Linked DNA regions of Homo sapiens: region 1 is linked to region 2. Evidence: read pairs that join two places in POLR2A ChIA-PET (ENCODE). Cell type or tissue: PC-9. All regions are shown on one strand. Links, peaks and the distances in the headings refer to the core of each region. The heading gives the core; the rest is flanking DNA.

The links. ChIA-PET counts read pairs that join two places held together with the same protein. Peaks named below come from ENCODE experiments on the same cell type or tissue, not always from the same donor. Only the 100,000 strongest peaks of a DNase experiment are listed, where the experiment ranks them.
Region 1: POLR2A ChIA-PET joins it to region 2 with 5 read pairs; 4 of 35 experiments call an interaction of 5 or more read pairs at or near these places.

What each region holds. Positions count from the first base shown.
Region 1 is chr3:172,164,037-172,179,983 of GRCh38, reverse strand. All of the region lies in intron 3 of FNDC3B (fibronectin type III domain containing 3B), which reads right to left. It overlaps LOC124906304 (a long non-coding RNA gene), which reads right to left. Exons shown (of 2, transcript XR_007096169.1): 2 at 1-15,947. Among named protein-coding and RNA genes, the nearest start is that of FNDC3B, 130 kb to the right of the region's middle. RefSeq lists enhancers at 1-125, 54-213 and a silencer at 12,484-13,023. In PC-9, for the core only: no CTCF peak of the experiment used is centred there; no DNase peak of the experiment used is centred there; H3K27ac peaks cover 2,249 bases.
Region 2 is chr3:172,238,149-172,254,095 of GRCh38, reverse strand. FNDC3B (fibronectin type III domain containing 3B) reads right to left here. Exons shown (of 26, transcript NM_022763.4): 5 at 6,320-6,563; 6 at 2,555-2,836. Among named protein-coding and RNA genes, the nearest start is that of GHSR, 200 kb to the left of the region's middle. In PC-9, for the core only: no CTCF peak of the experiment used is centred there; a DNase peak (open chromatin) is centred at 9,845; H3K27ac peaks cover 3,184 bases.

The DNA.
Region 1 (15,947 bases), core at 4,517-9,516, 72 kb after region 2:
TGAAATGTAAAAACCCCAAAGAGGTCATTCAGCCACACCCCTCATCAGAGAGATGAAGAAACGAAACTAAGGCCCAGTAAAATTACCTGTTTACACTCTTTTTTTTTTTTTTTTTTTTTTTTTTTGGAGACAGGGCCTCACTCTGTTGCCTGGGCTGGAGTGCAGTGATGTCATCTGGGCTCAAATGATCCTCCTACCTCAGCATCCCAAGTAGCTCAGTCTACAGGCAGTCGCCACCATGCCCAGCTAACTTTTTGTATTTTTTGTAGAGACGGAGTCTTGCCATGTTGCCCAGGCTAACATCAAACTCCTGGGCTCAAGTGGTCCTCCCACCTTAACTTATCGAAGTATTGGAATTACAGCCGGGAGCCACCATGCTCAGCTTCAACTTTTACAGTTGGGGTGGAGGTCGGAGGTGGTGGGGGAGGGGATACAGTGGGGGAGGGAGGAAGTTTGTGTGTGTTGTAGACAGTGAAGTTGTGGCTCAAAGCCCAGGTGTCCCAGCTCATACCATATATCCTGAACATACAAAATTAATGTTTTGCTTTTAATATGAATGTTTTATTCACCTTAATTTCTACATTCTACATTTACCTTGAGCATAATAGTTATAAACAGGCCCGGCCAGGCACGGCAGCTCAAACCTGTAATCTCAGCACTTTGGGAGGCCAAGGCGGGCAGATCACCTGAGGTCAGGAGTTCGAGACCAGCCTGGCCAACATGGTGAAAACCCGTCTCTACTAAAAATACAAACATTAGCCAGGCATGGTGGCGCGTGCCTGTAATCCCAGCTATTCGGGAGGCTGAGGCAGGAGAATCGCTTGAACCTGGGAGGCGGACTTTGCAGTGGGCTAAGATTGCACCACCGCACTCCAGCCTGGGCAATAAAGCAAGACTCTGTCCCTAAATAAATGAACAAATAAATAAATAAATAAGATAAAGGGGCCCTATGGCCTACTAACCTCTATGGAATAGCAAAAGAGAGTAAACCTTTTCAAAACCATAATTTAAAGACAAACCAATTTTCTAGTCAATATGGTATTCATATTTAATCACAAGGCAGAAATATGAAAATCAAAAATACTAGAGCTTACCCCCTGGGTATGTGGAGGCGCTGAAGGGGGTAGTGTGGAAGAAAAAGACCCTGAAGCTCTCAGAATGTGGCACAGGCTTTTTACCCATAAACTATATTATCCTTCTTTCAATTTTCCCTATCTATGAAATTCTATTATAACTTGCACTTTTATCACCTTTACCATCACTCCCTCCACATATATTTGGTCTCAAGACATAATAAAATCTCAAGAATGTGGGGTCCCAGGGATGCCCCGGCTGAGTGTCCACATGTGTCCAGCTCTTTCGCTTTTCCCTCCTCCCATCTTTTCCTGCTACCCCCATAGCTACAGCCCTAAACCAATGCCAAGCTTTAAAGTCCCTTCACTTACCAGTCTGAGTGTCTTACAATATGGAAAGAAAAAGCATAAGTATTGATTTGAAAAGTCTTGTGAAAAGTTTACAGGCAATGTTAAGTAAAACATGTGATCTTCTCTTCTCACTCTTGCTTGACAAAGTCAATATATGAGCTCTCGGTGACAGCAACCAGCTTGCTACAAATGTCTCCTAGGCCTTAAATTTACATAGTAGTGTATCATGCCTAATGGGTTTGCTGGGGTTTGGGCTAATGTCCACAGGTCAGCATCCTTTAGCCCACAGCTGGAGTGACACTTTAGCCTCTGCCTGCCTCTCCTCCCTTAACCTCTATTCCCTGATGACTGTGGCCATCAGCACTAGGCAATTCAGAGTGCATGGAGGCTGAGAGCTTGGGCTTCAGACCCAGACAGGCCAGTGTTCAATTTCTGCTCCTTCCACAACCAGTTGTATGGTCCTAAGAAAGTTCCTTTCTAAATGTGGTACACAGACACCATGGAATACTATGCAGCCACAAAAAGAAATGAGATCACGTCCTCTGCAGGGACATGGATGAAGCTGGAAGCATCATCCTCAGCAAACTAACAGAGGAACAGACAACCGAACACTGCATGTTCTCACTCATAAGTGGGAGTTGAACAATGAGAACACAAGGACACAGGGAGGGGAACAACACACACTGGGGCCTGTCAGGGACAGGGGTGAGGGGAGGGAGAGCATCAGGACAAATAACTAATGCATGCAGGGCTTAATACCTAGGCGATGGGTTAAGGTGCAGCAAACCACCATAGTACACATTTACCTATGTAATAAACCTGCACGTTCTGCACATGTATCCTGGAACTTAAAGTAAAATTTTATAAAAGAAAAGAAAAAGTTCCTTTCTAAGCTTCAATTTGCCCCTGTGCAAAAAAAAAAAAAAAAAAAAAGATGGTGGTAAAAATGATTCCTTCCTCAGAGCTATTTGGTAAATTTTATCATATAAGGAAATTAAATATAATACAGTATAAGCTTTCAAGACATGAATCTTTCCATCTCTATCTCCAAGACAGATGTTTGAGAATCCCTTCACTTAGTTACAATGTGGCCCACTCTGATTGAGCTACCACATTCATACTCACCTTCTATCAAAAAGCAAAGTTTTACAACTACAAACTCAGACTCCAAAAAAGTTGCAACTTCTATCTAAGCAGCTCTAACGTAATGGGTAAAAGAAGTGCCCAAGGAGTCTGTTAAAATGTAGATTCTGACATCTTTGTCTTCAGAGATCTTGATTCAGTAGACCTGGCATTAGGCCCAGGAATCCGAATACTTAACAGTAACAAAGATTCTTTTTGGTCAGCCAAACTTCAGTTAGGGTTCTGTATCTTCCGCTAGGCCCATATGTGTATTTCCTTGTAGAATCTGGTTTTAGCAAAGAATCCTGTTAAGTCAGTTTCAGAACCCTCCATCCTCAATTTCTGATCATCTCCAATATCTGATCAAGTTCCTCATCCTCCACCATCTCCCCAGGTAATGTCTCAACACCCTGGCCTGTCTTCACCAAGAATCTTATTAGGGCAATTGAGTCAGAAGCCCCCTTACCCCTTAGGTTTTGTCTTAGTAATTTTCCATCCACTGATCCCCACACTGCTCCTTGGCTATAAATTCCCACTTGCCCATGATGATGTATTCAGAATTGAGCCTATTCTCTCTCCCCCACTGCAAGACCCTATTGCAGTGGTCCCTATAGCTATTACAAGGGCCCTGAGTAAAGTCTTCCTCACTGTGCTTCATTCAACAAATATCACAGAATAATTTTTTCTTTAACAAGCACTCCAGACTATTCAAAAAAGTAATAACAGACATCATTTAAACACTAAGCTACAGTTTCAGATGAATTCAGGGTTCCTACAGCACTTTCCAACTGCAAAGCACTCTCACATTATCTCATTCGACCATTGTCATCCCAGGAAGAACTCTAAAGGGATGTTCCCTAATCCTCTGTAATTGCCCACCCCTTCCTCTTCCTGTACATGAAATCTGCAGTTGTAGCAGGAACTAAATTTCCTAACTCAATTCAGAGATTATTTTTATTTGGCTATGGCAAGGAAACTAACAAAAATACTTTATGAATCCAAAGAATGATCTGAGATAGTCCATGGAAGGTTAACTATCAAAACTTTAAATGGAAATCTCACTAGAAACTACCAGGCTCACTCAGAATTCTTGTGTCCTCTTGCAGTTTTTCAGACTTGTTATTACTATACTCGTCTCTCTTAGCTCCACTTCTTTAAAATTTGCTGGTTGTAATCTCATTTGGGCTTAGAAACCAAAAGCTTTAGTGGAACTACTAAAAGATTAAGCAACACCAGGCTCTGGCAAGGGAATGAAGGGCTCTTCTATTAATTCAATCAATGCATGCGTACTTCAGAGTTGGTTTATAGGAAATCCAACTAATCAAAGGCCTTTTCAACCCATTACCTGGCTTGGAACTGGTTTGGGAATGGAACACAGGATTTTATTGCTCTAACCAATATTTTAGCCAAGTGGGGCTTGCACACCTATGCTGAGCTTTCACCTGATGGGGTAAATTTATATTCTGTGTAGACATATAATAGAAAAGGAACAAAAATAGGCTTATAAAACATTCTATAGATAAAACTGTTTGTTACAGGTAAGTTTTCATTTCCATCCACATAGTGCAAACAAAAAATATTAGGGCAGATTTTTCACATCTGTACTACTGTGATCCCCTCCCCAGGAAAAACAATGTCTTCTGGGGAGACCCTTCACACTTCTCCAACGCGGTACAAGGTTCTCACTTACTATGGTAATCATGTGTTTACATATCGGCTTTAGATTTAGGGTTTTCTGTGTGGTTGTCTGTGTAAATTCTGCTTCTAGATTTTACTTAAACCCCTTTAAGGGCAGAATCTACATCAAATTCATTTTCGTATCTCTAAGAATATTCAAAACATAAAAAGAACTCAAGAAATTAAATATTTGCTAAATGAAGAACTATTTGAGGTTCTTCAGCTACACATACTCTAAATGGCCCCTTTCTAAGAATTTGCCTTTCAGCAATGGGGAGGAGAATAGTAGGTCCCAGTTGAGAACAAAAAAGAAAACAAGAGGTGAAAAGAATATGTAAGCATTTTGCTGTAATACCTCCCCCACCACCCGCCCATCCGCCTACCTACCACGTATAGGACTATAAAATCCTGAGGAAAAAAAGCACTTAAAAGAACAGGCTGGAAATGTTTCAGGAAACCCCTTTCTCTACTTACTCTCCACTTGTTCATTCAACAAAGGCCCAAAGGTGACAGGAAGAGAAGCAAGGAGCAGCAGACATTAGCTCTCTGTAGCTTTTCCCTGGCCATCAACTAGCTTCTCTATTACCACTCTGAGATGACTGAGAGAGACAACGGCAAGGAGACAAGAACCCTGGACTGTCAGACAAATCCAGGGAATGCAGCAGAGAAAGCAAAAGCAGCGAGAAAGCAAAAGCAGCAGGGGCCTGGTCAGGGAGCAAAGATGGAAATGAGGAGAGCAACTGGGAACCCCTGTGAGAAAGCATGGCCAGAGAGGAAACTAGGACATGGGACCGGATGGACAGCAAATTGTATTGGGGGGGGGGGGGTGGCGGGGGGAAGGTCTCCAAAGTCCACAGAGAATCAGCAATTTGGCTAAAGCATGTATGAATAATTGGGAATTAACTGTATACACAAAAGATTTCACCTCATTTACCACAGCAGCTAGATAAACATCATACTAAATTAAATAAGAGGCTATTCACCCACAACCAAACCGAGACCATTTGTCTTCATTCTCTACTAAGATTTTTAAAGAAATTTCACCATGCCTTTGCTGTCGCCCTCCCAATCTGTATAAGGCCCCTGTTTGTTTGTCTTGATGAGGTCGATTCCACTTCTCAAGACTGAAGTCTGAATAGCACTACATTAATCCAGATGCTCTTTCTAAAAGTCTTTCAAATTCAAAGATTCCAAACATTAACATAAAGATACTCAGGGACCAGCTGTTGCAATTAACAAATTGTTTATATGTTCCTTTCTGTTGGCTTAAAAAGTACTAGAAGGAATTTTAAGCAAGATGAGACTGTCATTCAGATTTGGGAGTTTTAAATAGATGGTTTTCATGTTGTTCAGGCTAAAAATAATAGTGTGTATGTCAGACTTCTTGTAAACAGGCTTCAATTCACAAGACTCAGTCTAACTAAGTGGCAGTCTCACCATGCTGTAGAAAACAAAGCATGCAGAAACCAAATTATTTCTGGAATAAGCTCAGTATTTGGAAACTTAATCATTTAGACCTGTCTCTCTAGAGAACAAGAGTAGTCTTCCCCAAATATGCTTGAATGCCTTGGATCCTAACAGGTTCAATAATGAATTCGCTCTTTGGTAAAAGAGAATGAGAGTCATTCTGCATGCAGAGGTGTGAAAGTGGCACAGTCTTCACAGCCCCCACCACATTCCTCCCACCTAAGGAGGTGCCACAGAGTACAGACACATTTCCCGCAATGGGCATCTTTTTCTGCACCCATGAATGGATTCTCAGTTCGCTGACGAACTCGAGAGTTTTCCCCGTAAATAACACATTCTTAAAACATGCTACATCAACACTGAATGAGTTTCACTGGCAGCTCCTACTATTCCATTTCAGTACTCCTGCAACAGCAAAAGCCTTCTATTCCTAGGACATCGGGAGGCTTCCCACCCCGCGCCCCACCCCTCCCCCAGACAGGGTCTTGCTCTGTTGCCCAAGCAGGAACACAGTGCCACAATCACAACTCAAACAGCCTTGACATCCCAGGCTCAAGAGATCCTCCCACCTCAGCCTCCTGAGTAGCTGGGACTACAGGTATGCACCACTATGCCTGGCTAATTTTTTTTATTTTTAATTTTTTTAATTTTTTTTTTTTTTTGTAGAGACAAAGTCTCATTATGTTGCCCAGGCTGGTCTCAAACTCCTAAGTGCAAGTGATCCTCCCGCCTCGGCCTCCCAAAGTGCTGGTATTACAGGTGTGAGCCACCACACCATGCCTACAGAAGGCTTTAAACATTTCCAACGTGAGTCATACAGTAACTCAAAAATTACACGTTGTCTTCTCTTACAAGCAGTGACTTCAAAGAACACATCAAATTCTTCCATATGGTTGTTTACTTCTTGTAACTTCATAGAGAAGTCTCTATTAAGGTGTTTGGTAACCCTTGGTTTTTATTTTTAAATGGTTAAAGTTTAGGACCCCCACGATAAAAGAATCTGTGATACAAAGCTTGGGAACACCTCTAGAGAGATGTCCAAAAGAAGGAACAGATAACCTTATGACAAGCAGAAAAGGGAGTTCTATAAACTCCCTGTCTTTTAACCCCTGAGCAAATGTCTCAGCATATTCTGCCATCGTTTCGCTTTATCTCTAACTCTATACTCTAATTCCAGTTTTTTTTTCCTCTGACTTCTGAAAAGGGGAAAGGGAAATTCCCTTGAGAAAAACAGTTTTCTATAAATGACTTCATTGAAATTTTCTCACAACACACTAAAGAACCATTTCAGTGCCAACATTATACAGGCACTAAATTAATATAAGTGCCCAATTAATATAAGATTAAATACAGCTATAGTAAAACTGAAATCCTCAGAGTAGAATACACCCTAAGTAACTCACTCCTAAACTTTCCTTATTCTTTCATTGAGGAAATGTCGAAGAATATGAAAGAAGCAAAATAGGTCCCTTATATTTAAATGGTGACCATTTGCAAAACCATGACTTAATAGAACAAGTGGAAAATAGATGACCTGAGCGATATAAATGCATATAAAAATAGGCACTGAAACATCAATCAGTATGTCTAAACCTATATATTTATGTTAAGCTATTTCACATGTAAGGTTTTTAAAGAATCTGGGAGTTCCCCAGGCAAGCAAGTTCTTGGAACCCAGTATTTTTGCTGGATTCCCATAGAAAGATATCTCTTCAATACCAGTTCTACTTCATTTCTTCCCTGGGACCAGTCAGATATGCTCCTTCCCCCAGGAAACATATTCCCCCAGGAACAATGACAACAAAAAAGGATCTTTGAATTATCCCTCAGATTTGTAATTTTGGACACTCTTTACTTTGTCACACTAAAAATAACCCAGAAATTGAAATCTAGGTAATTGTAGCTATTCCTACTTTTAATCTTAGATATTCTTTACTTCGCTGTTCCTTACTTGATCCCTTTTTTCTTCTTTTTAAATCTAGAAATTAAGATCTAGGTAAGTTTTAGTCATGGGTTAGGTACAGGTACACTTGACGAAAAATTTCCCACAAGCAACAAACAAGAAATAGACAATGCCTATTTTGAGAGATGCTTTAGAAAACACATATCAAATTCTAAACCCCTTACGCCATCATCTGCTTACTGACAGCAGTAAGAGCTGCTAAATGATTTCGGTGTTTGGGTGTCTGAATGCTGATAGCAGAGCATATGTTTGCAGGTACACAATATTTTCTTTTTATGAGAGGCGAAGGAGGAGGAATGGAATGATGGCTAGGCACAACTGCTCTCTTAAAATAATAAACCTTAAAATGTCTCTAGTCAACCACAGCATACCTATTTTGCTACAAACATATCTACTTTCACCATACTTCCACCTCTCATGCTGGCTTCCATTTACCTCCCAGGACAGTGGTGCTAAAGTACAGGGCAGACATGGGGTAAAACCCTGTACACATCTGCTGTTTATAGGGGAAAACCCCACTATTGGATTTTTTTTTTTTTCATTTCAAAGTCCTTTTATTAGTAATGTATACAGCTGTTTTCTCTTGGCTAATAATCAGAACAGCAACATTCATGCATGCTGACTCCAGGCATAAATAATATGCCATGCTGTTTTTGCTCAGCTGTAAAGAACTGGAATTCTGAGAGTCAGGGGAGATGCCTCTGCACTTTCCAAAAAAAAAAAAAAAAAAGTTAATACAGCTGTTTTCCTCTCAGGAATGCCAAAAGAATGCAATTCCTCCCTCTAAACCTCCCCCAACCCCATCTCCACCAATACTGTGTTCCCTGTTCATGCCAGTGTGCAAAGAGAGTTTTAAAAAGATACCCCATTCTTTAATAAAAAGAATAGAGAAAAAAATACTGGGCATCGAAGTTTCCAGTAGTAATATGTGCCACATCTACAACAAGGAAAAAATGAAAATGAAGTGGTATTTTTTGCTAAATAAGAAGTGTGCACACTAGACTGTAAATGACATAAAACACCAGTTAATTTCAGAGAAGATAAATACATGCTTTTGAACCAGGTGTTTTTAAAGTCTCCATCAGCACTTTCCAAGCCTATCTTAATATAATTACATGAAATGTTTATGTACTTGTCTGGCATGTTGCTTTGTTTTCTAAATAAAGGAGCAACTTCAGTTTGAAATAATGGACACAGGAACCTCCACTTTCCATTTCTGTAGGCTTCTCCTCTCAGCTCAGCTTACCACTTTTGTAGAGCCACATAGACCCTGCACAGAAGGCCTTTGTATATAGGTCTCAGCCACATATCTTCATGCAGCCCCTGGCAAAGTCCTCCAAGGAGTCCCTTTATTTTCTGACTGAACACAAAGGTTTTATCTTACAGTAAACAGAGAAGACATTTAACATTAGAGCAATACTAAGACAGTAATACCATAAAGGTGGCTCAAAGGTTTGCATAATGAATATCTATTGTCTTGGTTTCAACTCAAAACTAGCTATTTAAAAAAAGAGCTCAATAATGGGAAGGTACTGTTTCATTACCTGAAAGTTACATTTACAAAACATGTTTCATCTGAGCCCTTCTGCTGACTTATCTAGGCAGCTTGGAGAAGACAACCACGCAAAAGGAGTCGAAACAATATACAACCCTATTTCTTTGTAAGATTCCCCACAGTCTCAATCCACTTGTAGCTTGCCTCTTTCATAGTCTCTGCCAAGCCCACCTGGCTACTGGAACAGCTAGGAGGGGTACCAATCAGGTATCTCTTTTTCTTCTCTCCCAATCAGCTCCAGGGATCCTATTGGAATGGAGACTGGGGACAACTACAGGGATGTACGAAATAATTCATTTACAATCAATACATTGCTTGCAAATTCAGTTGCTTACAAATTCATTCTTGCTCATCTTCCTGGTCCCCAACCACTGTCACAGCAAGGTGAAGTCCTGGTATCTGCTTTGGCCCAAGAAGAGCCTCCTGGCAACCATGGCTTGTTGACTTGGGCAAAGCGGAACACGGGGGAAGGAGAGAAACAAACATATGACCTGTCCACAATCCCAAATATTCTATATTCAACTGAGAGTAACAGAGGAGATACTGCCAGTTCCTTGGAAGGAAAATGTTGCAGGAATCTTTACAGAATTAGGAAATAATTTTCCCCTCTGGGCTTACATTTATATTTTCAATAAAAGCTAGAGGGGAGGAAGAAAACAACTTTGCTTATATTTTTAATATACCTTTTAAATAACATAGATAACGAAATTTAAACAAACAAAAAAAATAGATTGGAATGTTAGGAGCTCCACTAGAAGCCAGTTCTGTGTAAAACAGCAGAGGACGGGACAGAAACCGCAGCTGCAGTGGCTTAAATTGATATGTTGGAGTCAAGAGTGGCTTTTAGGTTCCCTTAGTTTAAAAAATCCTATTTTAAGTTTAATCAAGCAATGAATTTCCTTCTTTGTGGCAAGCATAAAATGTAAAGACACATGAGAATTTTATAAAGTGCCGTTTAAATGGGAATAGGAACAGTCAGCTTTTGGAATGGGGAACAAAGTAACTCATCCAGTGGAAGTGAAATGAGCAGAGCAACTGCTAGGCACCTGTGCAGCTTTTCTCACTCACTCGTAGGTAACATGCTTCCCAATGAGACCAGCTCAATGCAGCCCACTCTTTGAAAAGTGTGGGTATCATAAAGTCATTCCCTGTAAGAAGGTTTCTCTGCCGGCGTGGCCCCATCCATGGAGTGGTTTTTAATTACTTGATACTGGCTAAGTAGCCAGGAAGTCTGACTCATCTCCACTGCTCTTCAAGGTTGCTCTCCAACAAAGTTACCTAATTCCTGCAATAAACAAAACTAGCCAGCTTAAAAAACATCACTCTAGGAAGCATTTAACCCCTGCATTTATCTTAGTATCTTGTTACTGACTACACTGTCCGATGCCTCCACTACCAAACATACCAGTTAGCTCCTACAGGCAGGCCTCACTCAGCAAAGATCATTCTGCAGAAGGCTGCAGCACATTCCGGAGCGCCGCTCAGGCAACCCCTTCACTTGCTCCTTTGGTGGGCTCGAGTATGCCCCTGGTGGCACTGAGGTCGACATGGCATTCCACATCCTCCAAGGGTTCAAAGCACCTTTTGGACAGACATGACCGAGTGCTGACGTGGGCTTGCTGGTGAAGAACCTCAAACATCAGTGATGCACTCTGGGGTGTGGCTGAAAATACGAATGTCTGACACAGACAAAACTTTTATGTCAAGGTAGGAGAGGGAAAAACACTTGAGCAATCTAGCTTAGCTCTTACAACAGTGAGCCAAGCTGGGCACAGTGGCTCGCGCCTGTAATCCCAGCACTTTGGGAGGCCGAGGCAGGCAGATCATCTGAGGTCAGGAGTTCAAGATCAGCCTGGCCAACATGGTGAAACCCCGTCTCTAGCAAAAATAACAAAAATTAGCCGGGAGTGGTGGCGCCGCCTGTAGTCCCAGCTACTCGGGAGGCTGAGACAGGAGAATCACTTGAACCCGGGAAGCGGAGGTTGCAGTGAGCCGAGATCGCGCCACTGCACTCCAGCCTGAGTGGCAGAGACTCCATCTCAAAAAAAAAAAAAAAGTAAAAGAAAAAGATACACAGCAGCACAGTATTTCCATCACACAGACATGATAGAAACTTTAAAAGCATAGATATATAGCAACACTTGAAATAACAGGAAGTGATGAGTATATATTATCAGTTATTAAATATAATTTAACTTGTAAGCTTGTATATTTTAACATTTAACAATGACTATGTTTAACAACCGCTCATAGAATGTCTGAAAATTTAACTGTCAGTTCTCGCATGTGATAGAAGCTATCACCAGCATACCACTGACATGTCAGCTCAGTACTACTCCATCCTACTAGGGCAAAGGTGCCATAGAATGGTAGAGAAATATGAACTCCTTCTCTGGTTCCCACAACTTCAAAATAGCAGGAATCAGAATAAAAGAAAAGAGGGCTAATCTGGTAGAGTCTTTTTATAAGATGAGTAGGAGAGCAGGAAAGGCAGACTGCTGTATGTGACCACCAGGCTTACAGGAGCAAATCATGCTGGGATATGGCAATATGTATAACAGCTGGTATCAGTTTTACTTTTTTCTAGTTGCTTTCACTGACTAAATATAACAATTTGAAAAGTGAGGGTAAAAAGTGCATACATAAGATTTATTATATGCTCATACTATGAGCTGCCAAAGAATACAGTCATCAGCATCAGCATGTTCTGTATAGAGAAAAGACCTACATCATAGCATTACAACAGCTGCCAGGTAAACACCACTGGAATATGTCCACTTTTTCAGAGAGGTGTAACTCGAAATGATCTCACAACAGTGGTCCCCAACCTTTTTGGCACCAAGGACAGGTTTTGTGGAAGACAATTTGTCCCATGGATGTGATGCGGTGGCAGGGCTTTGGGATGAAATTGTTCCACCTCAGATTATCAGGCATTAGATTCTTATAAGGAGTACGCAACCTAGATCCTTCACATGCGCAGTTCACAATAGGGTTCGTGCTCCTATGAGAGTCTAATGCCACTGCTGATCTGACAGGAGGCAGAGCTCAGGTGGTAATGCTCGTTTGCCTGCCACTCACCTCCTGCTGTGTGGCCTGGTTCCTAACATGCCACAGACAGGTACCATCCATGGCCCAGGGCTTGGGGACCCCGGTCTTAGAAAACTTAAAAGTACTGCAGTGAAAAGAGCTCATAGGCTGTGGAAAGCATAAAAACTACATGCAAATCTCAGTAGATTCCATTAACTAGCGATGTTATCTTAGGCAAAAGTAAAACCAACCAGTATATCCACGTGCCAGGGCACCATGGTTTATACTGAAGACACAAGGGTGAACCAGGCAGAACCAGTGAAACTGCAACCCTCTTGGAGTCTATATTCTTTTTGAGACAGTCTCATTTTATTGCCCAGGCTGGAGCGCAGTGGTGCCGTCTTGGCTCACTGCAACCTCTGCCTCCTGGGTTCAAGCGATTCTCGTGCCTCAGCCTCCCGAGTAGCTAGGACTACAGGTGTGCACCAACATACCCAGCTAACTTTTTTATTTTTAATAAAGATGGGGTTTCGCCATGTTGGCCAGACTGGTCTTAAACTCCTGACCTCAGGTGATCCGCCCGCCTCAGCCTCCCAAAGTGCTTGGATTATAGGCGTGAGCCAATGTACCCGGCCCTTAAGTGTATATTCTAGAGTACAAACAACGCAATATTTAAGAGCTCTGGTTTCCTTATCTATAAAATAGGCTAGTCACTATTCCAACCTTGCAGTGCTACTGGGATAATTAAATGAGACAATGTAAACGGCATAAAGAACATTTTTCACTTTTCCTTCACTATCTAAATGTGCTTCTTTCGTAGAAAAGCAAATGACAACAATATTTTCTTTTTTAAAATTATCTTCTCTGGCAAAGATATGAAGAGGAACAGAGATAAATGGACCCCCCTCCCCCCACCCACCCGCCAAATTCTGAACTCTTTGAATAGGTTATTAGGAGACTACCAAGAGTTGTTTGTTTTTCCAGAGGCAAGGTCTCCCTATGTTGCCCAGGCTGTAATGCAGTGGCTATTCACAGACACAATCATAGGGCACTGCAGCCTCAAACTCCTGGGTTCAAGCAATCCTCCCACCTTAGCCTCCTGAGTAGCTGGGACTACAGGCACAGGCCACTGTACCTGGCTAAGAGTTCTTACAGGTCTCGATTCTTTAGCTATTACCTTAGATGGTCGTAATTATTCTTTAGAGAAAAATGAACACAGGATTCTCGTGGATCTAGATTCCAGCAAGGCTGGAACAAGCAGACTGTCACGAGAGCACACACATTTCTCAAGTGAATCACTTTAGATGCTAATGGTAAGGAGCATTTCAATGGTGGGAGGTCAAACCGCTCTACACACCTTATATGGTCTCACACAATCCTGTGAAGGCGAATAATCACTCATTCATTTCATTAAGTAATTCCACAAAAAATTTAGAGGGCCTCCTCTGTGGCAGATACTGATTGAGGAACTAGAAGCATATAGCAGTGATCAAAATAGTCCAATATATACTGGGAAAAGTCAAAGGTTCACAAGCCCAGCTATAAGATGGTGGCCTTCCCAATTCCGATGAAATGAGTGGCTTCGAAATGATGACTTTTTTCACCAATGTAAAGCAAATTTGCAAAGACTACTCTTCTTCTCTATAGGAAAGGTCTAAAGGATTCTATGTTTCCTAAATTGTCAATATATTTATTAATATAAATCAGAGCACTTTAGGCCCTTCATGCATAAAAGATTAGCTCTCATTCACCTAGGAAACAAATATTCTCAAAAGAATAAAAGCAACCATTTGTTAAAAGAACAAAATGAAACACTCCCTTCTGATAACTAAGGTATTTTTTAGTACATATGTATGTTAAAATATTCCTGAATTTCTGAATCTAATGTAATTATTATGAATATTATAGGAAAATTCAAGAGAGTGAACATTCGTGTCATGTAAGTAAATAATGCCTGGCAGTTTCTCATTTTGGTAACTACTTGTAAACATTATTCTCTAATGTGGACATCTTCTGAGATGGTTTATATAATGGGATCTTACTTGTGGGAAACAGAAGAAAAATTTATTGACCTTAGAACTGAGATTTCATGTAGTTAAAAATGAAAACTCACTTCTACTCTGTATAGTACAGTATGAAAGTTCAATCTACAGTATGAAAATTCAATCTAGAGTGAGATTATAAGATATTGCAATTATTAAATATATTCATGGAACAATAAACTATATTTTGGTATAAAACATATTCAATCACACAACCAAAACAAAAAAATGGAAAGCTATTCAGCAGTCCCATTTAGATTCCCAGTGTCAGTAAAGAATCTGCTGAATTCACTTTTCCTTGAAACTACTCCCTCTCCATCAACAAAAAAATTAATTGACATACAGAATTGACTTTTGGGTAGGCTTTTCTTACAGCAGGTAGAACATAAATATTCCTGGCTAGATGTGGTGGCTCACACCTGTAATCCTAGCACTTTGGGAGGCTGAGGTGGGAGGATTGCTTGAGGTCAGAAGTTTGAGACCAGCCTGGGCAACATGGTGAAATCCCATCTCTAAAAAAGATACAAAACTCAGCCATGGTGGCGCATGCCTGTAGTCCCAGCTACTCCGGAGCCTGAGGCAGGAGGATTACTTGAGCCCAGGAGGTTGAAACTGCAGTGAGCCATGATCGTGCCACTGCACTCCAGCCTGGGCCACAGAGTAAAACCTCTATGTCCAAACAAACAAATAAAACCATAACTATTCCTAAGATATCTTGAAAAATATATAATACTTAAGAGTAAGGTGAGCACGTGTTGCTAACTGAAAGCCATAATAGAACACTTGCAATGAGACAGAAAATATTTCCCCCTATAACAAACTTAAATTCATCTACATTCAGGAACTGGAAATAAACACAGTAATTTGTTACCTTTTCTTTCTAACACAGTACACGAATCACCTGACAGGATGATATATTACTTGTAGTTATTTCTTTTAAGTTAAAAAACAAACAACCAAACAAAACAGCAAAAGCTCCAGTGAGAATGCACTACATATTATGAAACTTTGCTCTCATAGAAGTCATATGCTGAGTATTCGGTCAATTCTTAATCTCATACAAATAAAATTCTGCTTTCACCCCATTTCTTCGCACTTAAATAATCTTATTTGTTCTCATTAAATTAAGCAAGATTTGTTTTACATTACTATTAAGTTTTTTTAAGTTTTAGAATATTGAGTTTTCCTCAGTAAACTTCTTCCTCTGGCAAAAAATGCCACATCTTTCAGCACTTTGGCCCACATGTACACTCTGACACACTCATGCACACACACATATAGGTATTACTTCCTAATATTGAGAATACTTTGAACTAGATGTTGTAAATTCCTCTTAGGGATAAATACTTAATTCACCATAAATAAATGACAATTTATATATTGGGCTTAGAATCAATATGAGCAAACTACAGACTTATTGCTTGTAGCATATCAAGTTGGTAAACTAAATAAGCAATTCCATAAATTTTAAATTTTATTATACAAAAATGTGTAAGGCCAGATAAAACCATAGGATCAAAAATAATCTGACAGTACTCATCATCTAAGTGATCAAGTTCTCAGTCAGAATAACCTAAAGAATGCTACTAGCTCAATGAATTTTCACTAGCCCAAATATGATTTTCAGGTAGCCCAATGTCCACTTTTCTTTGAGAAAATAAAAAAATCTA
Region 2 (15,947 bases), core at 6,761-11,760:
AGTTAAATTATTCAAGCAAATTAACTCAAAGGCAAAGGAATTATAAAGTAAAAAGAAGGAGGCCGAGGTGGGCAGATCACCTGAGGTCATGAGTTTGAGACCACCCTGGCCAACATGGCAAAACCCCATCTCTACCAAAAATACAAAAATTAGCAGGGTGTGGTGGCACATGCCTGTAATTCCAGCTACTCAGGAGAGTGAGGCAGGAGAATGGTTTGAACCTGGGAGGCGGAGGTTGCAGTGAGCTGAGATCACACCACTGCACTCCAGCCTGCGTGACAGGGCAAGACTCCATCTCAAAAAAAAAAAGTAAAAAGATTTCTCTCTTCTGGCCATGAGAACAACTTAACCTAAGTAAAACATTACATAAAAAAAACAAAAACAAAAAACACACACAAGTCACATGTTATGGTTAGGTATATATTCTACTCTTGTGCAAACCACATATGAACCTATTAGGTTTATCATACTAGTATTAAGTATAGTTTTAGATTAATCAGGTGGCACTGGAAACTTAAGAATCAGTTAAGAAGTCTGTTTCCGGGGCACAGATTTAGATGTCAGCCGCAGTAAACTCCAGCAGGAGATACACTGTAAGGATGAGAAAGAAGGAAAAAGCCTTTTGGGATCCTAGGAGCCAACAACCACATTTTGAGGCAGACACAACTGAAACATTGTGAGCCACTTGATGGACCCCATGAACAAGAAGTGTTTTATTCTTCGTCTACACTATGTGATTCACGTTTGCCTTTTTGCTGTGACAACCAGGAGGCTGAAAACAAAATATATGGCTCACATCAAGCAATGCTACTGGAACCCTGCTTCATCTTATTAATATTTTCCTTCCCTTATCATCTTTCGGCTCCTTAATGCTTACATTTATTTTATCTGCTTCTTTGTGTCTAAGTCATTTCCCTTAAATCAGTTTTGGTGCAAGGCAAGGTGAAAATTATTAAAGAATGAGTCAAGTAATCAAAGTACTTCAAACCTCGTAAGCTCTCTGGACAATTTATACATTCTCTCTCGTTTTTCTTCGGATAAAAATTCTCTTCAGGAAAATCTATTCATAATTTTTTTTAGTATGAGTTCTTGTATAGTCATGGTTAAATTGTAACATTGCTAATAAACTAATTTCAAACTTAGAAATTACAGTATCATTTGACTAAAAATTATTTTATATGAGACCCAGCATCTTCCCTTAAGAGTTGTGTAAAAGTCTCTTGAATCTTTGCTTTCTTTTGTATGATATTGATTTATGTTTTGTTTAAGAGTTATAAGAATAACGTGATAATTGCAGAGTTTGGAAAATAGAGAAAAGAATACATAATTCAAATTAAAAGAACACATGATCTATTCACATTTCACTGTATCTTACTATTCCTCTCTCAGGCTGAAATTCACTCACCCAAATAACGTAGGGGGAAATGCCGACGGCGATATTTCATTTTACCTAATCTTCCTCTCTCTTGTCAGAAGCTCTTCCATAGACACTCAAAAATACACATATTCCATCTTTTTCATTCACAATCACATTCTCACAGACACAGTCCCTTTTTCTACCTGAATGAGATGCAGTAAGGAATCCATAAATTCAATGAGTGTTATAATCAATGAGTGTTATAATCAGATTCCTTACTGCATCTCAGTCAGGTAGAAACTGGGACTGTGTCTGTGAGAATGTGATTGTGAATGAAAAAGGGAATCTACTTGAAATAATTGATCTTATGTTTAAAAGTTGTTCAAGTCTTTGTTTTCCAGTCATTTATATCTATAAACTCACCTACCTTATCCAAATGCTACCTTTTTTGCCTCACTTAAGTCATTCTTCCCTATGCCTATAGAAATAGCCACTGTTTTTCCTTATGTGGCATCAAAATAGGTTCTCTCTAAACTACCTCCAAAACTTCATTTAAACACATAAACCTTCCTCCAAATGAACTGATCTACCCAAGAGATTCATCTACAAAAAGACAGATGCCATTCTGAGTTGATGTTTCTCTACCTATATGTGGTGGCCCTCATTCTTCCATCTTATTCTTAGTTTCTGAACACTTAATTCACAGGCAAAAGGTGGTATGAGACAATAACTGATGCCAAAACTAAACAGAAACATATTTCTGTGATTCAATGATAGATTTCATTACAGAAAGGAAGTAATTACGTATGGTTTATGAGGTATAATTATTTTGAGATTTAAACTAGCCTACACTTTTAGAAAAATTATCTTTGGATTTCTTCCACATCTGTCTATTCAGAGAGTGAAACAACAGAAGTAGGCTAACATGAAAAGATTTTCAAATATTTGTTATTAAGTGCAAAGTTGCATGGCATCTGTGACCAAAATGTAGTATTTCTGCCATGAAGTATTAATAAAAAATAAACAATGCAATATTATTTCCTTACCAAGAAATAGATCAAAGAAGGTCTACTCAAATATTCTTAGCAGAACAACCAACCACCATGAAATAATATTCTCATGTAAAAGATGTGGAAACATCATTTGAGATGTCTCTGTCTTGATAATTCACTCTATGGCAAACATCTTGAGTATTACCTTGCAAGTCTGAATCATTCGACTTTGGGCTGCTTCTTGCTCGTCGCTCTGTTTTCTTAATTCCGGGACCACTACCGCTGCCGCCTCCGCCACTTCCACCACTATGGCCCTTCCCATAGCCATTGTATACTGTTGTGCAGCTGCTTTTGTAGATAGAAGAAGGAGGGCTGTTGAGGCGGTTCTGGCGATCGATCTGGCGGTCTTTCAGTTTTTTGTGCGGAGGCTTGCTGTACTGGTCTTCTCGGGTGATGTAGGTTGACATTCCATAAAATGGTATAATTTCTAAAATGGATGATTATGATAAACCCAAACTCAGTTTACATTTTCAATAATAAATTATTAAATGGTCAAATGATCTGGCTCCTGAAGAAGTCTAAAGTATAAAGGAAGTCTAAAGTATTACTAAATAGAGTCTAATAAATATTTTTTAAGAAAATACTGCTGGGCACAGTGGCTCACGCTTTGGGAGGCCGAGGTGGGCGGACTGTCTGAGCTTGGGAGTTCGAAACTAGCCTGGGCAACATGGTGAAACCCCATCCCTACTAAAAATACAAAAAATTAGCCAGGCGTGGTGGTAGGCGCCTATAATCCCAGCTATCCAGGAGGCTGAGGCAGGAGAATCGCTTGAACCCTGGAGGCGGAGGTTGCAGTGAACTGAGATTGCATCACTGCACTCCAGCCTGAGCGACAGAGCAAGACTCTGTCTCAAAAAGAAAAAGAAAAAAGAAAATGCCATATACATGATATACATTTAAAGCATTCCCATTTGTTTCTAACCAATCAAGGAATAATCAATCATTAAAAACTACACTGTGTGTTCAGAAAAATTCCTATATTACAGAGAATACTGAAGACAAGGTTGTTATCCCTAAAGAGCTCATATTCTAGTTGCATTTATAACTGAGTTTGATTTTTACCTTTCAATATGTTTTCAGTAGTTGCAATACATGAAAAAGTCAGAACAAATAAAATACCCCTATTAAACATGTACTTAGAATCAAGCTACTTTAAAAGTCTACTCATCCCTGTAGACAGAATAGTATTTCTACTGGGAAGTATATTGCAGTCAAAGTTTTCTGTGGCATACAAAAGAGCCAACATTTGAACAAATTTAACTAAGATAATGAGATGACATATTTCCATTTAAAATAATCAAAGCTCACAGAATCAGGGGAAATGTTCAAGGAGGAAGTATAAGGATAAAGAAAAGCCATCTCTGAAATCTGGTGCCAAACATAATAAGCTGTGGTCTCAAACTTCTCTTTTGGAGTAATAGAAGGCAAGACAAATGTAGAATGTCACCTGACTTTACTATGCACATTTTAAAGTGGCTCAAAAGAAAATAGAAGCCTGCAAGCAATCTTATGATCTCAAGGGGAAAACTTTATGTTAAATTTAAATTTTTAAATCAGTTCAAAATTATTTTTAGGTATCAGTAAAAATGACAATGCGTAACATAAAGATTGGGTCCTTACATCTTTATAAGAAAAAAGGGTCACCTCTTCTATGGAGTGACAATATAAATTACCATCCAAATCTGAACACTTCTGAGAGCGAAAAGGAAGGAATATCAATAATTTCTTCAAGGCAAGAGACCTACACTAGGACTGTCACAGGCACAACAGAAATGTATGGTTACCCTGCATAATTTAACAAAACTGCTGTCTCAATTACTCAACAGTAAAGCTCCACTGTTTCTTACTGTTAACATAGCTAAAGCATAAACAAGAGTTGTTTTGTTAAAAAACAAATCTTCATGAGAGAACCAGTTTGCACTAGAGAACGTGTCAAAACAAATATAATCCTATTCAGAGAGTGTGTATCCAAAGAAACTATGTCAAAATATACCAGAAGGATAGTAAATGTTCTAAACACCACGATGTATTACACATGAGATTTAACATATTCACTATGGGCAGTAATAATCTTTTCAGACATGTTGAAAACTTTTAAAACTCTTATAGTTTAGAAAATTAATATTTAAATTGCTTTTAGGTATGCACACTAAGAACTAAGGTAAAAGAATATATCAATGGCTTATTTATAAAGGGAAGGGATTTTGTTTTACTGCTTTAATTTGAAATCAATGAAGGCATTTTTATTTGCATACATTATTGCTCTGTGTTATTTTAATGGAATTAGACCCAAATACACCATAAAATGAAGAGACTACAATTTTGCTTAACTCTAATGACGATTTAAATCATACTGTTGTCTTGCCTAAAATTGCAAAGGACAGCATTTACAAAACAGTAACCATGTGGCATCCTACTAACAGACTGCTAAAATAAGGCAAGTCAGACATATACCAGCAAGCAATGAGTCAGTCACCAAGGCCTTTCATGTCATCAGAGCTCAGATACAGCCAGAAAGCTCTAAGAAACACTCAATTATTTAATGCATGTTGAGTCAAAGCACTGAATACATTAAAAAAATTACAGCTAACTAAATTTTTTCAGTTTTTATCCAAATGTTTTCATAGTATATCCCCAATACTTGATGTTTTCTTGGTGTGTCGCATGGAAAAAAGATCAAATTGATAGGAAGTTATTGATGCTGCTATGAAATCAAAGTATTGATTTCATGTTTTGCTATCATCCCCTTATACGACATTGTGAAAGCACCTGATTAATTTGAATCATGTCAAATTTCTTTGACTACAAAAAAAAATAAACAAAACACACATACAGTCAAATTCTATCCCTAAGTTACAACGATATATTTCACTTAAAATATCATCTCAAAAAAGTTTTTTCTGTGAATAAGTTATAATGTGAGATGAACAGGGAATAATTATATATATAAAAATATAATTATAAATAAATAATTAATTATATAGAAATTATATAATTATATATATATAATTCTTAAAAGTGATAACTTGCTCAAACATTCTATGGTATAACAGGCATTTCTTCTACAATGTATCTAAACCAACATAATAAATGTCTGAAGCAGTAAAATGCTTCCATTCATAGTCAGACTCAGAAGAAAATCACTTTGCAAAGTCCTAGAGGCTAAAGTCTAATTTTACCCTCAATTATCTGGTTTCTTAGTATCCATTTTGATAGAGAAAGCCTTTAGACTAAACCAACACCAGGGTCAAAACTTTAAAAAGATATAATGTTGGTAGCTCTGAGGCTCTTTTCATATCCAGGTAAGTATTTGCCTAACAATCAGTGAAATTGCGGCTGCACTAATGGCTACTCTTAAACTAAAAGCAGGTTCAGGAAGGCCACATCAACAGCCAGGGGATTTTTGAGTTCTGCCAGCATCACAACATAGAGCCTTTTAGGAAACCTAAAGGTTCTTGAGACTTCACAATCTTCAAACACTGGAAATGGGGCACAAAACACTTTTCAATTTCCCTTTAACTGGTAGATCATATGGATACCAAAGAAACGATGTGCCACAGTTGTACCTCAGGCCACTCTCACATACAAACATGCTTTCAGGACATGGGAACGATGTCACACTGCCACTTTTCTAAAATAAAAGGTGGCTACCTTACTCCTTGATCTTGTAAGGTGGGGGTTGGGGCCGAGTTTGTGAAAACTGAAAGAAAGAAAAAGAACTAAACCCACAAAGTAATTTTTCCAAGGCACCATTCAGGACAAAGGAAGCTAGGAATTCCCCATGAGTCTTACAAACCACCTAGATCCTTTTCTACTATGCTTATTTCACAAGAAACAAAGGACCGCCTTGAACTATTGAAACGCTGTAATCAGTTTCAACGGCTCCTGACGCCAACGAAAATCTACTCACCTTGCTCACCATATATTGTGTGGGGAAGATGATGCTGGGGAAAAAACTGAGGCGGCATATCTCCAGGTCCGGTAACAGGTGGGTAGTAAGCCGTGTGTGAGTTATGAATAAAATGTGGATGGTGAGTCAGATAGGGAGGGAGATGATGGGTTGGAGACATGGCTGAGGGGTAGCTTGGGGGATAACACTCAGGAGACTGGGGTGTGACCACCACCCGGCGGACTCCAGTACTATCTTCAATCACCTAAAGAAAAACACAAAAGGAAAGAACGCAGTACATATTAGCAGCCTATGAATATATATAGTATTAATAACTTCCACTTTAATTTTACTTTTCTCTTCCACCATAGAAAAAAACAAATGCATGTTGTATTCTGGTTCTCTAGTTCAACCAGTCAAATGAGTTCTAGAAGTAATAACATGTAACTATAAAAACGTACAAAAACAAATTATTCATTGACATCTGATTCTGATCCCATGTAACTTTTTGGAGAGACCAGTATTTGATAATAAATCTTGTTTTTGTCTTAAAATTTTCACTGGCTTCATCCAAGACGAGTGAATTTAATGTGTGCTGAAACTGATTCTAGGAGTGACTTTTGAATTTAACTATCAGTTCAGTGGTTTTCCAGAAAGAGGCTTTCTGTGCCACCTAAGTACTTTTCCAGGGCTAGGCTTCTAGATATGCTGACAACATTCTTCCCCTTTCCTGCTTTAACATGCACAGTTCCATCATCATCAGGGCTTTAGGAAACAAAGGTGGCATTAACGTCAGAAGCCGTAAGTGTGCCCTAAGATTACTTAATCTAGGACTGAGGATATGGATGAAATGAGGGATTCTGACCAAAGAAAAACTTAAGTAACCCCAAATCAGTATGGACACTTTTGCTCCCAAGATGTCCTCATGATGAGTGTTGTGAAAGAAGATGCTTGGAAAAGCAACCTGCTATGAGAAAAGCAAGCCAATCAACACTCTATCCATTCTTTTTCCAATTCTTTGTTCATTATTTATTTTTAGAAATGGGATTTCACTCTGTTGCCCAGGCTGAAGTGCAGTGGCTACACGCAGGTGTGATCATCATACACTACAGCCTTGAACTGGCCTCAAGTCATCTTCCTGCCTCAGCCTCCAAAGTAGCTGGGACTACAGGCATGCACGACCGTGCCCAGCTCCTCTGAATGTTTTCTAATTCATCCAAGTAGAGCAACGAAGGCAGCACAATGCCAATATTTATTGCCTCTGTGGCCAGCGTCACACTACCAGCTCCTATGAGCAAACAACTTTGGTGAAACACAATGAAAGAAATAACTAACACAACAGATACCATGATGAAAAGGTAAAGTTGTAGGGTACAGAGAATGATAACGTGAGATGGGAGAATCAGGAAAGGCTTCAGGGACCTCAAACAATTGGCAGGGCTGGGACAGCTGAGAGATGGCCTCTAGGTCAGGGCCCTGCAAGGAAGTGGACACGGAGTAAACCTGGCAGTGAGGGCCAGGCTGCCAAGAAGCCATGCCAGCTGATCTAATCAAATGCACGATCGGGCACACACTCTGACAGGAAGTTTTGTTTTACAAAAAAAAAAAAATCTAAAAACCGCACAAAACTGACCTTCTATATTGAAATGGATTTCTCATTATACCTCAGGAGGTTAATTATAGGACAAAATAAAATGACTTAATCATGTCTAAAACATCTTAATAACAACAAAAAACTATACTTAGCTTCATATTTTAAAAGTAGTGCTTAAGACAGATTGGCAAGTCTATCAATGTTTATGTTATATTTCAGTGTACAAAATAGGTTTAGATTGAATGAACGGCCATTAATCCTTATGTTAAAAAAACAGAAATCTTTACATTCATTAATAAATCTATCAAAATAAATGTTTCTACTGTGTTAATAGTTCATAAATAAGATAATATTACCTATTTAAAATTAAGATTCCTAGTGAGATGCCTAGGACACAGCTTTTCATGTGATCTTTAATAAATATAATCTCTTCTGGGCCTTGGCAAGCTAATCACACTAACCCCATTTATGAATGCATGGAAGCTAATTTACAAGTGTATGTGAAGTGGGTGCTTAAACCATGACATTGGAAATTCTCATGCATGTATTGATAATTATCATCAAAGCTTCTTCTATTTTGTCTAAAACATAGAGCTGCATGCTGTTTGGTAGCACATGTATATAAATAGCACATGTAGTATAAATACATCATGATTTTTTTCCTACGATCTGACACAAACATGCATTATCCTACAGTGTCTTATTTCCCTCCTCACCCTCTACTAGCTATTAAGAAAAAAAAAAGGCATATTCCAGATGTTTCTCTTTCATGGAACCTTCATTCAATCCTGGAAGGACCACAGAAGTAAAGTACTTGTTTTCTAGAGGTTTACAATCTTTATTCTTTCATTCAGTGTAAAACTTCCAAAAGTCAACCAGCAACATAGACAACTGATGAAGTAGAACAAGAACAGGGCTCTCACTAAATATTAAGAGGCACGCTTTGGACTTTTAAACAAGACTATTTATAACGAAAAAATTTATTTGATCATTTTATCATATAACTTTGGACCTGTTAACAAAGTGGTTTTAAAAAAAAATTATCAAAAAGCACTAACTTTTTGAAGTTTTTTTTGAAGTAGCTTTTTGAAACCACAAATTGCCTGTACATATAAAAATTGCTTGACAGCTCCATTTTAAAGTATCTTATTCTGTGGGATTTGTAAAAGGTTTTTATTTACATGTGCATGCATAATGAAACCCTTTTAGAAACCTGTTCTTGACAAACCCAAGCCTGTCTTATCATTAAAAAGATTTATTTTAAAAAAGTGAAATATTGGCCAGGCGCAGTGGCTCACGCCTGTAATCCCAGTACTTTGGGAGGCCGAGGCAGGTGGACTGTCTGAGGTCAGAAGTTCAAGACCAGTCTGGCCAACATGGTGAAACCCCATCTCTGCTAAAAATACAAAAAATTAGCAGGGTGTGGCAGCGTGGACCTGTAGTCCCAGCTACTCAGGAGGCTGAAGCAGGGGAATTGCTTGAACCCAGGAGGTGGAGGCTGCAGTGAGCCAAGATCGCACCACTGCACTCCAGCCTGGGTGACAGACGGAGACGCCGACTCAAAAAAAAAAAAAAAAAAAAAAAAAGGTGAAATATTAATTCTGAAATAGTAGAAATATAAAAAATATGTGAATATTTTTACCATTTTTCTATAACATAAATTGCAACATATTTTAGTTATCCAATTCAGCTTTGATCTACATCTAAGGAAATTATGCCTAAGTCTCCCCCAAAATAAGAAAATCTGAGGAGCAATAACAATGCACAAAATAATTGGCAACTAAGGAAACGGTGGCAGTAACATTCTTTAATAAAGATGGCTCATAAATAAATATATTACTGTAGTCGAATTTAGACATCAGACAGAATTCAGTCCAAAACACCTGAGGCAAAAAAAATATGCCTTCATTCTTGGTAGACGACTAAGGAAAAGACAAATTCATTTCCTTTTGTGGTGTAGGAAATTGTGAGAATGTCCAGAGGCAGATGAATCACCTGTATTCAATTCAACTATTATTTCCTGACACATACTATGTGCTAAGGACTGGATATTCAAAGGGGAGAAAAAATAAGTGCTCAACAGTAAGACTCATCCACACAGCCTAAGAATATAAAGAGAAAAATTAGACTAAGTCCTAGTAAGTGCTGTTAAGAAAGCAGAAGTGTGGTGATTTCAGAAATCAGAATAAATATTCTTCATCTAAATTTTTTCCAGCTCTATGACCCAACAGAACTGTCACTCACATATCCTCTCCAGAGAAGCATAGAGCCTTGGAAAAGATCATTATGCCGGGTTCTCAGACTGTCACCTATCATGGGCTGACTTATGTGTCCCCAAATTCAAATGTTGACGTTCTGATGCTCACTACCTTCAGAATGTGACTGTATTTAGAAACAGGGCATTTTAAGTAGACAATTAAGGTGAAATGAGGTCATATAGGTAGACTCTAATCCAACAGTATCTATATAAGAGGAGATTTACAAGACACATGCACAAAGGGAACATCACGTGAAGACACCAAAGGAAGATGGCTGATATGGTTTGGCTGTATCCCCACCCAAATCTCATCTTGACTTCCCACATGTTGTGGGAGGGAGTGGGTGGGAGGTAATTGAATCATGAAGGCAAGTCTTTCCCGTGCTGTTCTCATGATGGTGATTTAAGTGTCACGAGATCTGATGGTTTTAAAAACAGGAGTCTCCCTGCACAACCTCTTTTTTTGCCTGCTGCCATCCATGTAAGATGTGACTTGGTCCTCCTTGCCTTCCACCATGATTGTGAGGCTTCCTCACCCACATGAAACTGTAAGTCCAATTAAACCTCTTTCCTTTGTAAATTGCCCAGTCTCAGGTATGTCTTTATCAGCAGCATGAAAACAGACTAATACAGTAAATTGGTCCAAGAAGAGTGGCACATTGCTGAAAAGTTACCCGAAAATGTGGAAGCAACTTTGAAACTGGGTAACAGGCAAAGGTTGGAGCAATTTGGAGGGCTCAGAAGAAGGCAGGAAAATGTGGGAAAGTCTGGAACTCCCTAGAGACTTGAATGGCTTTGACTAAAATGCTGATAATGATATGAACAATAAGGCCCAGGCTGAGATGGTCTCAGATAGAGATGAGGAACTTGTGGAGCAAAGGTGGTTCTTCTTATGTTTTAGCAAAGGGAGTGGCAGCATTCTGTCTCTGCCCTAGAGATTTGTGGGACTTTGAACTTGAAAGAGATGATTTAGGGTATCCGGCAGAAGAAATCTCTAAGCAGCAGAGCCTTCAAGAGGTGACCTGGGTGCTGTTAAAGGCATTAAGTTTTATAAGGGAAGCGGAGCATAAAACTTTGGAAAATTTGCAGCCTGACAATATAATAGAAAAGAAAATCCCATTTTCTGAGGAGAAATTCAAGCCCACTGCAGAAATTTGCTTAAGTAACAAAGAGCTGAATGTTAATCCGCAAGACAATGGGGAAAATGTCTCCAGGGTATGTCAGAGGTCTTCATGGCAGCCCCTCTCATCACAGGCCCTGAGGCCTAGGAGGATAAAATGGTTGTGTGGGCCAGGCCCAGAGTCCCCATGCTGTGTGCAATCTAAGGACTTGGTGCCCTGCATCCCAGCCACTCCAGTCATGACTGAAAGGGGCCAAGGTACAGCTCAGGCTGTGGCTTCAAAGGGTGCAAGTCCCAAGCTATGGTAGCTTCCATGTGGCGTTGAGCCTGCGGGTGCACAGAAGTCAAGAATTGAGGTTTGGGAACCTCCGCCTAGACTTCAGAGGCTGTATGGAAATGCCTGGATGTCCAGGCAGAAGTTTGCTGCAGAGTGGGGCTGTCATCGAGAACCTCTGCTAGGGTAGGGCAGAAGGGAAATGTGGGGTCAGAGCCACCATACAAAGTCCCTACTGGGGCACTGCCTAGAGGGCTACCATCCTCCAGATCCCAGAATGGTAGATCCACCAACAGCTTGCATCACATGCCTGGAAAATCTGCACTCAATACCAGCCTGTGAAAGCAGTCAGGAGTGAGGCTGTACCCTGCAAAGCCACAGGGGCAGAGCTGCCCAAGACTATGGGAACCCACCTCTTGCCTCAGTGTGACCTAGATGTGAGACATGGAGTCAAAGGATATCATTTTGGAGCTTTAAGATTTGACTGTCCCACTGGATTTTGGATTTGTATGGGGCCTGTAGCCCCTTTGTTTGGGCCAATTTCTCCCATTTCGAATGGCTGTATTTACCCAATGCCTGTACCCTCATTGTATCTAGAAAGTAACTAACTTGCTTTTGATTTTATAGGCTTATAGGCAGATAGGTAGAAGGGACTTGCTTTGTCTCAGATGAGACTTTGGATTGTGGACTTTTGAGTTAATGCTGAAATGAGTTAAGATTTTGAGGGACTGTAGGAAAGGCATGATTTGTTTTGAAATGTGAGGACATGAGATTTGGGAGGGGCCAGGTACATAATGATATGGTTTGGCTGTGTCCCCAACCAAATCTCATCTTGCATTTCTACATGTTGTGGGAGGGACTGAGTGGGAGGTAACTGAATCATGGGGGCAGGTCTTTCCCATGCTGTTCTCATGATAGTGAATAAGTCTCATGAGATCCGATGGTTTTGAAAAACAGGAATCTCCTTGCACAAGCTCTTTTTTTTTTTTGCTGCCATCCATGTAAGATGTGACTTGCTTTTCCTTGCCTTCTACCATGATTGTGAGGCATCCCAAGCCATGTGGAACTGTAAGTCTGATTAAACCTTTTTCCTATGTAAATTGCCCAATCTTGTGAATGTCTTTATTAGCAGCTTGAAAATGGAAAATACAATGGCCATTTACAAGCCAAGGTGAGAAGCCTTAGAAGAAACCAACTAATCCTGCTGACACCTTGATCTTGGACTTCCAACCTCTAGAATTGTAAGAAAATAAATTTCTCTTGTGTAAACTATCCAGTCTGTGGTATTCTGTTATGGTAGCCCTACTAAACTAATACACCCCCTTAGATTACAAAGGCTCAATCCAGCACTTTCTTCTACCTTAAGTTCTACAAGCCTTGCCTGATTTAAAACAAACAAACAAAAACTCTCTTTTAAAAAGTGATACGTTTAGCCTCTGTGAACAAACACTGAGCCATCTTGCTCAGGCTAATGAAGAAATCTGGCCTGATGGCTAATAGAAGCCAGGCTGATTCTTTATCATGTCTGTTTTATCCAGCTTAGTACACGTTTACAAAAAATCTTCTACGTGCCTAGTATTCTTGCTATCCTGTGGCCTAGAAACAAGCATAAGTGGCTAGAGAATAAGGCACAAAATGTGCAACGGAGAGAATCTTTGTCTTATACTAGTGTTCTTATAAATATGACCAAGAGAATCATCAAAACAAAATGAAACAGCCTGGGGATAACAGCAAGATGGAGGGTTCCCAGGAGCAGCACAGGATGGGAGATGGAAAAGGACATCAGTCAGTGCCTGTGGTCTGTCAGCTGCTTGACATGGGCCATCTCATTCAACTTCCTTAACACTTGAGAATTAGGTATTGGCATCCCTGCTTTAGATGAAGAAAACCAAGGCACAGCATGATTAAATTGTGCAACTGGTATGCTGCAGAACCAAGATTTTTCATACTGGTGTGTACATCAAAGTTTTCATTATGTAGAAAATTATACAGAAGCTGTATATTGAGAAGTAAATAGGTAAACAATCAACTGTTGAGAATTAGGATACCTGAGTTATTAAGAGATGTGAAAAGGATTCAGGATACAACTAATACTTATTGAATACTGCTATGCTTTTAATACCCTCTACCAGAAAGGAGTTAGGTAGAGTTCAAGTTCTTAGAACAGTACCTGATACATAATGTAACAAAATCTTACTCATCAATTACTACTATTAATGTTACCACTCCACTAAATCCTGCCAACAATCCTGTGAGGCACATACAGTTACAGTTATCCCCATTTTAGAAATAAGAATGATGCTTAGGGAAGTGAAGGTAATACACTCAAGGACACGGAACTGGGTAAAGGAGGATCAATTTTGTGTATAAGAACTAAAATGGGGCTGAGCGCGGTGGCTCACGCCTGTAATCCCAGCACTCTGGGAGGCCGAGGTGGGCAGGACACAAGGTCAGGAGATCAAGACCATCCTGGCTAACACGGTGAAACCCCATCTCTACTAAAAATACAAAAAAATATTAGCCAGGCATGGTGGCGGGAGCCTGTAGTCCCAGCTGCTCGGGAGGCTGAGGCAGGAGGATGGTGTGAACCCAGGAGGCGGAGCTTGCAGTGAGCCAAGATCGCGTCACTGCATTCCAGCCTGGGTGACAGAGTAAGACTCCATCCCAAAAAAAAAAAAAAAAAAAAAAAAAAAAAAGAACTAAAATGGATCTCCTAAAAACATTTATATTTTTTTGAGGGTTGTTGTTATTTGCTTTTTTTCTTTTTTTTTTTTTTTGTCTTAGCTAACAGAAAAGATAGTTCCTCTTACTGAATTGAAATGCTTCAAAGGAATTTTAATAAACTCCTCACTTCCTGAAGCTCTTTCCTTCTACTCTTGTTGGACTACAAGCCACAAGAATCAAAAGAGAAGCTTGAAAGGCAGGAGGCAAAAGAAAAAATTAAAAAGGCTTCCCCAGATGGCCCAGGATGATCCAGGAAATGGGCAGATTCTGCACGTGGACACATATGAACCCACAAACATACGTAGTGTGATGTGCTGGCAGCCAGTTTGCCAGGGTGGCAGAAAACACTGGGTGAGTTGCCTGGACACAGAAAACTGGGACCAAATGAGTCTGTGAAAGTCAGGCTCAGGCTGAATTTCTTATTGCTGCCAACATGCCTAAAGTGGGATCCCAGGTCATTCCAGGAAGAGAAGATGTCTCAGATAAAAGTGAGCATGCGAACAATGAACAAAGAGAAGAACAAGGCTGGTCAATATAAACAAGCTGCATGGACTCAGGGGATGGGTAGGCAGAATCCAGGATTCTCCCAAGCAGGCTGGTGCTCACCTCTCCCCTCTCCACTCAGCACCTCTATCCTGTAGCTTGGACTACACATCTGTCTCTCCCACCCAGCTGCAAGTCCCTCAGAAGCAACTGGGCACACAGAAGACTTTCAGTAAATGTTGGTTAAATGAGTAAATGAATAAGAAAGCAAGCCAAAATAAAAAAAAAAAAATAAATTAATTATATCTGCTTAGATTTGGTATCTGCCAAGAATATTAGCACGTCATTATTAAAACTTTTCTCCATAACTCTGGTAAATAGCTGACATCCTATTCTAAAATCTCAGAAAATCTGAATCCAGTTAATTTTATATCTATCATTCCTGATCTTCTTATTTTAAATAAGCATGATTTTATCACAAACATTTATACAGAAAGATCAAACATCTCCAGTGTAAGTTCTACTTTAATCCTATAGGAGGCTGAGCAGTTTTATTTTGCTCACCAATCAGGAGTACAAATGCATCGGTACTCACTTTCCCAATTTGCACTAACTCTTCCCTCTGCATTTTCTAATATGGTAGATAATATAAAAAAGGAAAGGCAAGCTTGTTCTTCAGGTAGGGTAGAGATTTGAAACGTAAGGTCTGTACCCACCCTAGCCAATCCCCCTTGTGCTGCCAACTCTCACCACCATCACCCAAGTACCATAAGAAGAAAGAAAAATTAGGATAAAGGAATGTTCTAGGGCAACAAAAGAGTTTTATAGTACTAAGTGGTCAAACATTTTATTTTATAGATTAAGCTACTTGACTTAAAAATGTCAGTAGAGGGCTGACTGTGGTGGTTCATGACTGTAATCTCTGTACTTCAGGAGGCCAAGGCGGGCGACTGCTTGAACCCAGTAGTTCAAGACCAGACTGGGCAACGTGGCAAAACCTTATCTCTATAAAAAATACAAAAATTTGCTGGGTGTGCTGGCACGGTCCTGTCATCCCAGCTACCTGGGAGGATGATGTGGGAGGATCACTTGAGCAAGGGAGGTCATGCCACTGCACTCCACCTGGGTGACAGAGCAAGATCCTGTCTCAAAAATAAAAATCAAAAATTAAAAAATGGTGGAAGAATTGAATATATT